Linked DNA regions of Homo sapiens: region 1 is linked to region 2. The links are chromatin contacts, found by POLR2A ChIA-PET in ENCODE. All regions are on one chromosome and are shown on one strand. Each heading gives the region's core, a stretch centred on a gene start or an enhancer-like site at or near the end of the contact. The rest is flanking DNA. Distances are from core to core; before and after follow the strand shown. Region 1 overlaps FOXP1 (forkhead box P1). Region 2 overlaps FOXP1 (forkhead box P1).

Evidence for each region. ChIA-PET counts read pairs that join two places held with the same protein, here RNA polymerase II (POLR2A).
Region 1: POLR2A ChIA-PET joins it to region 2 with 10 read pairs in naive thymus-derived CD4-positive, alpha-beta T cell. The contact joins two enhancer-like sites. POLR2A ChIA-PET finds 5 or more read pairs at or near these places in 3 of 52 experiments (activated CD4-positive, alpha-beta T cell, common myeloid progenitor, CD34-positive and naive thymus-derived CD4-positive, alpha-beta T cell).

The regions. Positions count from the first base shown.
Region 1 is chr3:71,561,412-71,565,553 of GRCh38, reverse strand. All of the region lies in intron 2 of FOXP1 (forkhead box P1), which reads left to right. Among named protein-coding and RNA genes, the nearest start is that of FOXP1, 20 kb to the left of the region's middle. Within about 2 kb of position 1,558, at least 4 of the 41 ENCODE cell types and tissues checked have a DNase peak (open chromatin) inside an H3K27ac peak, as active enhancers do.
Region 2 is chr3:71,207,011-71,211,527 of GRCh38, reverse strand. All of the region lies in intron 5 of FOXP1 (forkhead box P1), which reads left to right. Among named protein-coding and RNA genes, the nearest start is that of FOXP1-AS1, 80 kb to the left of the region's middle. RefSeq lists an enhancer at 812-1,357. Within about 2 kb of position 3,012, at least 7 of the 41 ENCODE cell types and tissues checked have a DNase peak (open chromatin) inside an H3K27ac peak, as active enhancers do.

The sequences.
Region 1 (4,142 bases), core at 309-2,808, 360 kb before region 2:
ATTAAGACCTGACAGATTGATTTTTCCATTAGGCCAGAAGGCAGGTGTCGTCTTGAGTAATTCTTGATTTGAATTTCTTATTAAGAGTCTGTTTAGCTCCCCCCCCATCACTGCCACCAAATATGTGTATTTAGCAGAGACTCTCTCTTACCCAACGAGTTTTACACAACGAATTGGTAACAACCAAAATAAAATATCCTAACAATAAAGTACTGTTTCAAAGGTACCAATAAGGAATGTTGCCTTCCTGCTGCAGTGTGCCTGGTATCCCTATAGAAGGCCTGCCCGTGGGTTAATGTGGTCTGGTAGTCTGAAGCCCGTGAAGCCATCATTTCTCATCCTTTTTTTAACCCCTAACACTCCACTATGGACAAATTGACAGAAGACATTGGTATCTGTATAGCCCCTAACTCCTCAGTGGATGATTTGACTTCTTTCATTTTTCTTTTTTCTTTGAGACAAAGTCTTGCTCTGTCGCCCAGGCTGGAGTGCAGTGGTGCGATCTCGGCTCCCTGCAACCTCGCCTCCCGGGTTCAAGAGATTCTCCTGCCTCTGAGACTACAGGCGTGTACCACCACGCCCTGCTAATTTTTGTATTTTTAATAGAGACGGAATTTCAGCATGTTGGCCTGGCTGGTCTTGAACTCCTGACCTCAGGTGATCCACCCACCTCAGCCTCCCAAAGTGCTGAGATTACAGGCCTGAGCCACTGCCTGTAATGATTTGATTTATTTTCTTTCTCTTTTCAATTTCCATCCTCCAAAAATGTTATGGAAATAACTTCCCCAAAATGATTGTCTGCCCGTCCACTGAAATATAAATTCCCACTTACAAATAATTTTTAAGAAAACTCTGTAATTGACATTTAACTCCAGGGATAAAGAGTGTTGCTAATCTCAGCCTGCATCACTGGCCAAGGGTGTAACCAAATCCTCATCCAATGTGGTCATGTGTGTCAGTCACACTGCAACGTGGTAGTTACGGGCAGCGACTCAAGGTCGGCCAACCAGAGACTTTTAACACTTGTTGGGTGACTCAAAGCTTATTAACCTTTCTGATTTACCTTGATCTTCCATAAATGTGTGTGTATGTTTGTGTGGGTTTAAAAGGACAGAATAAAGAACTTACCTCATCAATTTGTTCGGTGGATTAAATGAGATAATCCATGTGGAATGTGACACAGGGTGCCTGGCAAATACAGGAGCTTTATATATGTTAGCTTTTCTGATTATTACTATTGTATCGTTATTGGTTAAAAGTCACATTAAATAGCCAAGGCAGATAACGGATGAGAACTTTGCAAAGATTACGAAAAAACTGAAGGAAGCCTACCTTGTATATGTGGCATGAGCTTTGGAACATCAGGTTAATTACCTTATTGCTGTGTTTTGGGGTTTGTGTTGACTTGCTTTGGTTTTTGTCTGTTTGCTTTTGAATAAGGTCCTAAAATACGGTTTTGCTGGGTTTTTTATTTGCTTCTGAAATTAGTGCAGGTGCAAGTAACAGGAAGTGAAACCTTAAGTGGCCTGAGGGAACCTCATTCAAATGGTGCCAAGCAGGTATAATATACAAGCATTATCACCTTACTGATAATCTGGCATACTGTGGGTATTCACACGTGCCATTCAGATTTCAGAGATGAAGTCATACGGCAGTTTGGCACCAGCTTGCCCAGCTCCTTAGGAAAGGTGAGAGAGAGGAAAGCCCTCATTTTTTGAGACAGTGTTGAAAACACGGTTTTACTTGTCGAGTGGCACAGGATTGCAGTTGTCATTTGGTCACATTGTCTTTGACGTTCCACCTTGGGTGCAAGGAAAATATCTTTAATAAGTGAATTCACACCCTGTTTATAGAGTTACAAAGTCTCCTCTGGGTTTGAGACTGTGTTACATATATCCTCATATTCTGAAATGTAGAAAAATTTACATATTGAAGACCCAAGACTAGAATACCACATTTTCATGGCTACAATACAAAGTTTTCCAAATGTTTAAATATTCTCACAGCCCGGTGGTTATATCTAAATAAAGCATTGTCCTTAAGACTTACTTTGGTTCTTTGTCCTGAAGGATTTAGAGAGAACCCACAGTTGCTTTGCCTTTGCGGTAGGTAAGGTGACTCTGTTCTCAGCCAGTTGCCGATCTTTGCATGCACTGAGCCCTTAGACATGCATTGAGTTGAATAAAATTTGCCCAGCTTGGTCTGCCATCCTAGGGGGCCTCTCCATGTGCCCTTTTTTGTTAAACTCAGAAGTGGGTCATATGTACAAGATGCCCATCTATGTCTTGCTTTTAGTAAGAAAGCATCTGAAACAACCTACTGCACCCCATAGAGTAGCCAGAGCTTTTGCATCTCTCCCCTAGGGCTCCACTGAGCCAGGATGTTGTTCCTTTTCCTTCAGCTTGCTCCTCCCCAGCCACTCCCTGGCCACAGTCACACACATACACATACACACACCCCTCTGCAGTTTGCTCCCACTTTGCCTTGCATGGCCAGCCTGGCTCCTCATTCATCTCTCCAACCTCAGCAGGCTCACATTCTGTATTTTCCTGGAAGGGCACTTGCTAGGGGCACAATGCTTCTCTTCCCATTGCTCTTAAAGGAAGGGATGAGAACAGGGAGCGATTGCATGAGTGGGAGGGAATACCAAATAAAATAGAGACAAAGGAATGGGCCCAGGAAGTCCAGATTATGTATCTGTTGGGCCCAGAAGTCTTTGCTCAACTTCTTATTTGAGTAAGACCCAAGAAAGATCCAGTTCCACTAATAGAAAAACCAAATTATTCTATTCCTGACATGTATCATCTCTGAAGCAGACAAAATAGAACTGAGCCTCAGTGTGGTCCCTTAGTATTTGGGTGACCTTGGGTCAATTTCTTAGCCTCAGTTTACTCTTCTGTAAAATGATTTTGTTGTTGATAATAGGTACCTGTCTGGGTTGTTGTAAGGATAATTCACATGATGCCCAGTGTCTGTCATATCCTAAGCCCTCAGTGAAAGGTCAATAATATTAGCGCTTATGACTCTGTTGGTTAAAGGCAGTAGTTCATTGTGCCTAGTCAAGAATCCAGCCCAACACATAGTTCAGTAGATACTGAGCCAGAGTCTGGTTCACATCCCCAGCCTGGCCACTGACAAGCCGCATGACCCTTAGACAAGCTATTAACATTTCTGTGCTTCAGTTTTCTTACCCACAAAATGGTATGATAGCACCTGCTGCGTAAGGCTGGTGGTGAAGATTAGGTAAGTTAATGTATGTAATTTACTTGGAACAGGGCAGAAGGCCTAGAACATAAGGAGCCCTCAATAAATCATAGGCACTACTGTGGTTGCCCTTATTATGCCCACAGTGATTATCATTGCTCCCTGTCCAGGCAGAAACAACCATTGGGAGGACTCATGTAGAGTTCTTTCATATCCCTCCATTTCTTGACAGCTCGGAGGATAGAAGCCCAAGACTGAGACTTGGTTGGAGAGTCTTGGTTTTAAACCCAAACTCCTATCATCAGGCCTCCATGCTTGGCCCTTTTTCCTTTTTGTCTAGGATGGAGACATATGGAAGTACTTTGTAGTGGTCTAGAATCAGCCCTTGGCTTTGCAAGTAGAAGATGAAAAATGTTTACTTGCTGTTTGCTATACTTACTTGCATTTTCTTTCTTTCTTTCCATATCCCCCAAGAGAAAGAAAAAAAGAAACTGAAGGTGGGAATGCATCTTTGGAATTTCCTAAGTTAGTGGAATAGTGAATGAAAATACTGTGCAAAGAAATATACTGGTGCTCGATGATGATTTTCATGGGATAGAATTTGATTTGCAGTGATTCTGTCTAGGATCATATATAAGGGACTAGTCAGCAAATGCCAGCTCTGCAACCACCACGGCATTCAAAATGCTTAGTGAGTGCCAGCGCTGTTGTAATGTTTTATATGTGTAATTCATTCTATCCTGACAGCAACCTTACAGGGAAGAGACTTGCATCTCCATTTTATAGATGAGAAAACTGAGTTCCAGAGAGGTTAAGAGCTTACTCAGTCACATAGTTCGATCTTTTCCTATTTCATCTAAAATACTGTAATCACAACGGGTCGTGGTGACTAGGGACCTTGGCCATAGTCTGGTCCAGCTGGCTTTTTTTTTTTTTTT
Region 2 (4,517 bases), core at 1,763-4,262:
CATAGAAGTAAAACTAAATGTGGGCCCGGCATGGTGGCTTATACCTGTAATTCCAGCACTTTAGGAGGCCAAGGGGGGAAGATCACTTGAGGTCAGGAGTTGGAGACCAGCTTGGCCAACATGATGAAACCCTGTCTGTACTAAAAATACAAAAATTAGCCGGTTTTGGTGGTACACCCCTGTAATCCCAGCTACTCGGGAAGCTGAGACAGGAGAATCACTGGAACCAAGAGGAAGAGGTTGCAGTGAGCCAAGATTGCGCCACTGCACTCTGGCCAGGGCAAAAGAGCAAGACTCCCATCTCAAAAATAAAAATGGAAAAATAGAACTAAATGTGGGTTAGGGCAAGTGTAACACCACTGCTGGGGAAGAGGAAAGAAGACACATTATTTATCCTGCTCGTGATAAGGAATAGGTGAAACCATCTTCAAACAGAAAAGAGTACCCCATTCAAGCAATGATTATATGCCCAGGTTTAGCCTAGTTTTCAAAACTCCAGGACTCAATTATGATTTCCCTTTATGAAGGGAAATTGTTACAACTCTTTGGATTACCATTTAGAATTGTCAACTATGTTTATAATCCTTTACTAATATTCTGGTTCATCCAGGGTTCAGGAAAAGAAAATAAAAACTGAAGCTCAGGAGAACTGGACAAGAGCTGAAGTGCAGAGAGTGAATCATCAGCATTTTCTCCTGAAGACAGGACAGTGAGGATACCAGGACACAGCCCTCCACTTTGACTTTTTCATTTTGTTTTTCTCTTAGGTTTTCACTGGGGTGTTGGTTATAGAAGCCCCTTCACTTTTCTCTACCTCCTAGTCATCCATAGGGTAGTGAGCACGGAATCTGAGAACGTTCTGTTCTCAAAACATTAGAGGGAAGATTCTCTCTGTTAGTTGTTCCAGCAGCCGGACTTGCATCATCAATCAGTTGAGCAAGTCTGATTTTCTTTCTCAAGGGCAGTAGAACAGCTCCAGCCCTAGAGGGCTTTTAAGGGAAGTTCTTGATGTCTCTTCCCTGCATGTCCATCAGGTGTTAACAGGTCCTTGAGCCTGAAAAATGGCCTCCTACCAGGGCACTGAATGCTCAGTGGAAATTTTCTTCCCCTGACATTGTCGAGGCCTCAGGGACTATGTTGATTTGGGGAAAGATGATGGTTGGCAGAGAGGGACTTAGGGAACAAACCACAGAGCAACAAAACAAAAACATGAAAGACAACACACTAGTTACTTTGTGACTTTAGGTTTGCAGAACAAAGATTAGATAATTCAAGCAAGGCCTGGAAACAAGAGCAGCTAGAGAAGGTTGAGGAGTTTATTCACAGTGGAACTCCGGAGGGGGATATCTGTTGTGGGGGTTGGGGCAGACCAACACAATTTTTGTTACTTTCTTTTTAGACAGAGTGGAAAATTCCAATAACCTGATTGTTAATCATGTAATTGCCAGAATCCACTTAGGTGTATCTTTATTTTTTTAATATCCTTTTCTCATTTCCATATTTTGCTTTGGATATCCAGCAGACAGTGTTTTGCTGCACTTTGCACTGACATCACGCAGAATTTAAAAAAATTAGCTAACTGATTATAAGTGTAAGATATAGATAAATTACCAAACTGTTTTTCAGTATGTTTTGCTTATTAAATTTTAAGTAATGGAAGGAGGTTTTTCACATGTATCAAAATTAAATTAATGGTGTTAAAGTATCTGTAAAATAGATTGAAACTAATGTTTTAATTGCCGATTGTGTTTCTAAATATAGTATCTCTGATAAGGCATGATAACTTTCTTGTAACACACAGTAAGCTGCTTTATGTGGTAGTGCACATCAGGGAAATTTTTAGAGATTAAACGTTTCTTCTTAACACTTTTGTTAGGGACACACCGAACTTATTGTTCATTCTGGGCTTTGAAGAGCTAAGATTTTATTGATAAGCTGACAGAATGAACCCCTGAGTGGTTACATGGGACATCAACTGATTATTTTATTTTTTGATATTTTGTAAGGAAAACATCATAAACTGATATAGTTGGATTTTTGCAGAGTAGTTGAGAATGCTCTGCATCTGTTTGTGGGCCCACTGGGCTTAAAGGTATCTTAGAATAGAAGCTTGATATGAGGAGACTGGAGCATTAAGGTTTTCCTTCTGGATGAAACATTAAAGATTCGAATCTGTGTTTGACCCATATATTTCATTGATAAAAGAAGATGAGCCCAAGAAATGAATGCAGAGTTACTGAAGCATGAAAACATTATAGTGTTTTAAAGCTGTTTTCAAATCCAACCTTTAGTAGTTTAAACCATGTGGATGCTTTATTTTTATCTGCAAGCCAGGAAATAAAAGGGTATTGACTGAGGTCTCTTGGTCTTATTTTGGGGTGACTGACCTCTTTTTCTTAAAGGGGCCTGTTTTTTGTTTTTTAATTTCTAAGTAATGTCACCAGTAAAGAGTTAAGCGGATCTGACTGGCTTCACTCTGGCTTATATGATGGTGAGTAATGTGATGTTGGTAACAGCAAATTGTTGTTTATAAGCAAACATGGCATTGTGCAAACAAGCAGGCTTGGTCTCCAACCGGTTTGATTTCATGGTGGTCAGCAGCTGATCTATGTAACATACAACCTTTCTGCCTCTCTAAATGTCAGAATGACTGTTTGTTTATCTTGCCTTCTTCCCAGCTGTTTACTCTGTAATGCATTTACCTCGACCTTGATTCTCAAAGAGTGGCCTCTTTCTCCTCCCCAGTTCTGTTTACGTTAGCCCTGCCCCTGCTGTCACCTATGAAATCTGTTGATTATTCCACCTGGTTAATGTTAAATTGCTCTTGTAAGATGATGTGTTTGTTCATAAACACAAATGCTGGGCCCCTTGTTTACTGTACCCATGGCAGCAATCGTTATTAAACAGATATTGCTTTGTTTGCGGGTGTGAGCAGCAGTTTATCCTGCAAGGTCTGTTTAACAGACACACACACACACACACACACACACAAACTTAAATGCTAGAATTTTGATAAAGAAAGAAAAAGGGGAACTTGTCCCTGGAATGTGGTTGAAACAGACTTAGGTTTGCTTTTCTTATCTTTTGCTTGGATGAAGGGGCTGGTGAGATTAGCAAGTTGTTTGGTTTTTCTAAGAGATTTCCTTAGTGTAATGATATCTATGCAGTTGTTTGCTTTTTTCTGAAGGGAGAGAGCTCTCCTGAAAGGCCACTAGCTCAGTAATAGAGCATCAGATGGCTAGAAATTTCTTTGTGGAACAAACAAGGACTTAGAAGGTGTAGGAGAAAAAGTCTAGTACTATGAACAAGGCAGTCACCATTGAAAGGTACAATCCTTGGATTTTGTGTTACTGTGTCTATCTTGCGTGTTGTCCTGTAGGCTTGATATGATCCTGTTGGATGCATGTACTCTTTGTCAAGTTTGAGAAGGGAGGATTAACTTTTACTTTGATGTGTTCTGAATAAATCCCCCCTGCCATAAATGAAGATATTTTAACTGGGAAGAAACTACACAGTTAATATGCATAATGTATTTTTAAAAGCCAGTGTTTTTACTCTTACCTGTGGTTCTTACCTGTCCATTTTAAAGTGAGTTTATGCTTTGTATCATTTCTAGTTAAGTAAAGCAAGCATGTGGCTCTTTATCTAGTTTGGTGTGTGCACATGACGCTTGTCCCTTGGACACTGGGAGCCACCTTAGATAAGACCTGAACATTAGCCTGGCCTTTGTCATGTTTTGCAAACAGTAGAGAAAACTCTCAGCTCGCATCATATCATCATTTTTTTTTTAAGTTATTGTTTGTTGCTGTTTCTGAATTTGCCTTGTGTTTCAATATGAGGTATGCTCTCCTAGCATTTGCTGTAAATTACAAAGATACAACACCGACCAGGGTGAGGGTGGAGGCTGGAGGGTCATGACCTGCAGAGGCAAATGGTGGTCTTTTATGTCAGAGAAGCCTTGCTCATCTGTCTGTGAGAGCAAGTTTCAGGGGGGAAAATACATATATGTATATTGGAGTTTTTGAAGGATAAAATTAAATAATTGTTCCTTTTGCACAACGGAGAAATGCAAGCAACAGAATTCTGATGGCCCACATTCACTACATTACCATGATGCTGTGAACATATTGTTCACTTTGGCCACTAGAGCGGTGAGGGGCTTGAGCCAAAGCGGGAGATACGTGAAGTGTGTCATAGATCACGCCAGTCATTAATCTATGTTATGAACCTGGCCTCGTGTACATTAAATGATAGAAAATATAGAAATGAAAAAAAAAAAAGACTTTTCTGAACTGGTTGTTGGTCACTTTATTCCACTGGGCTATTTGTGAGAATTCAGCTGTTTGAATGTTCAAATGATTAAAGTTCCGTGGGCTTTGTTAGTTCTCAAACTTAAAATCTATTTTGTTCTGTAAAAATGCATTTTAATTACGCTCCCCAGAACACCTGGCCCCATCATGCCTGACCTTCAGAGGCTTCCTTGTGGCAAAGCAAACAGCCTAGCACTGGATTGGCAA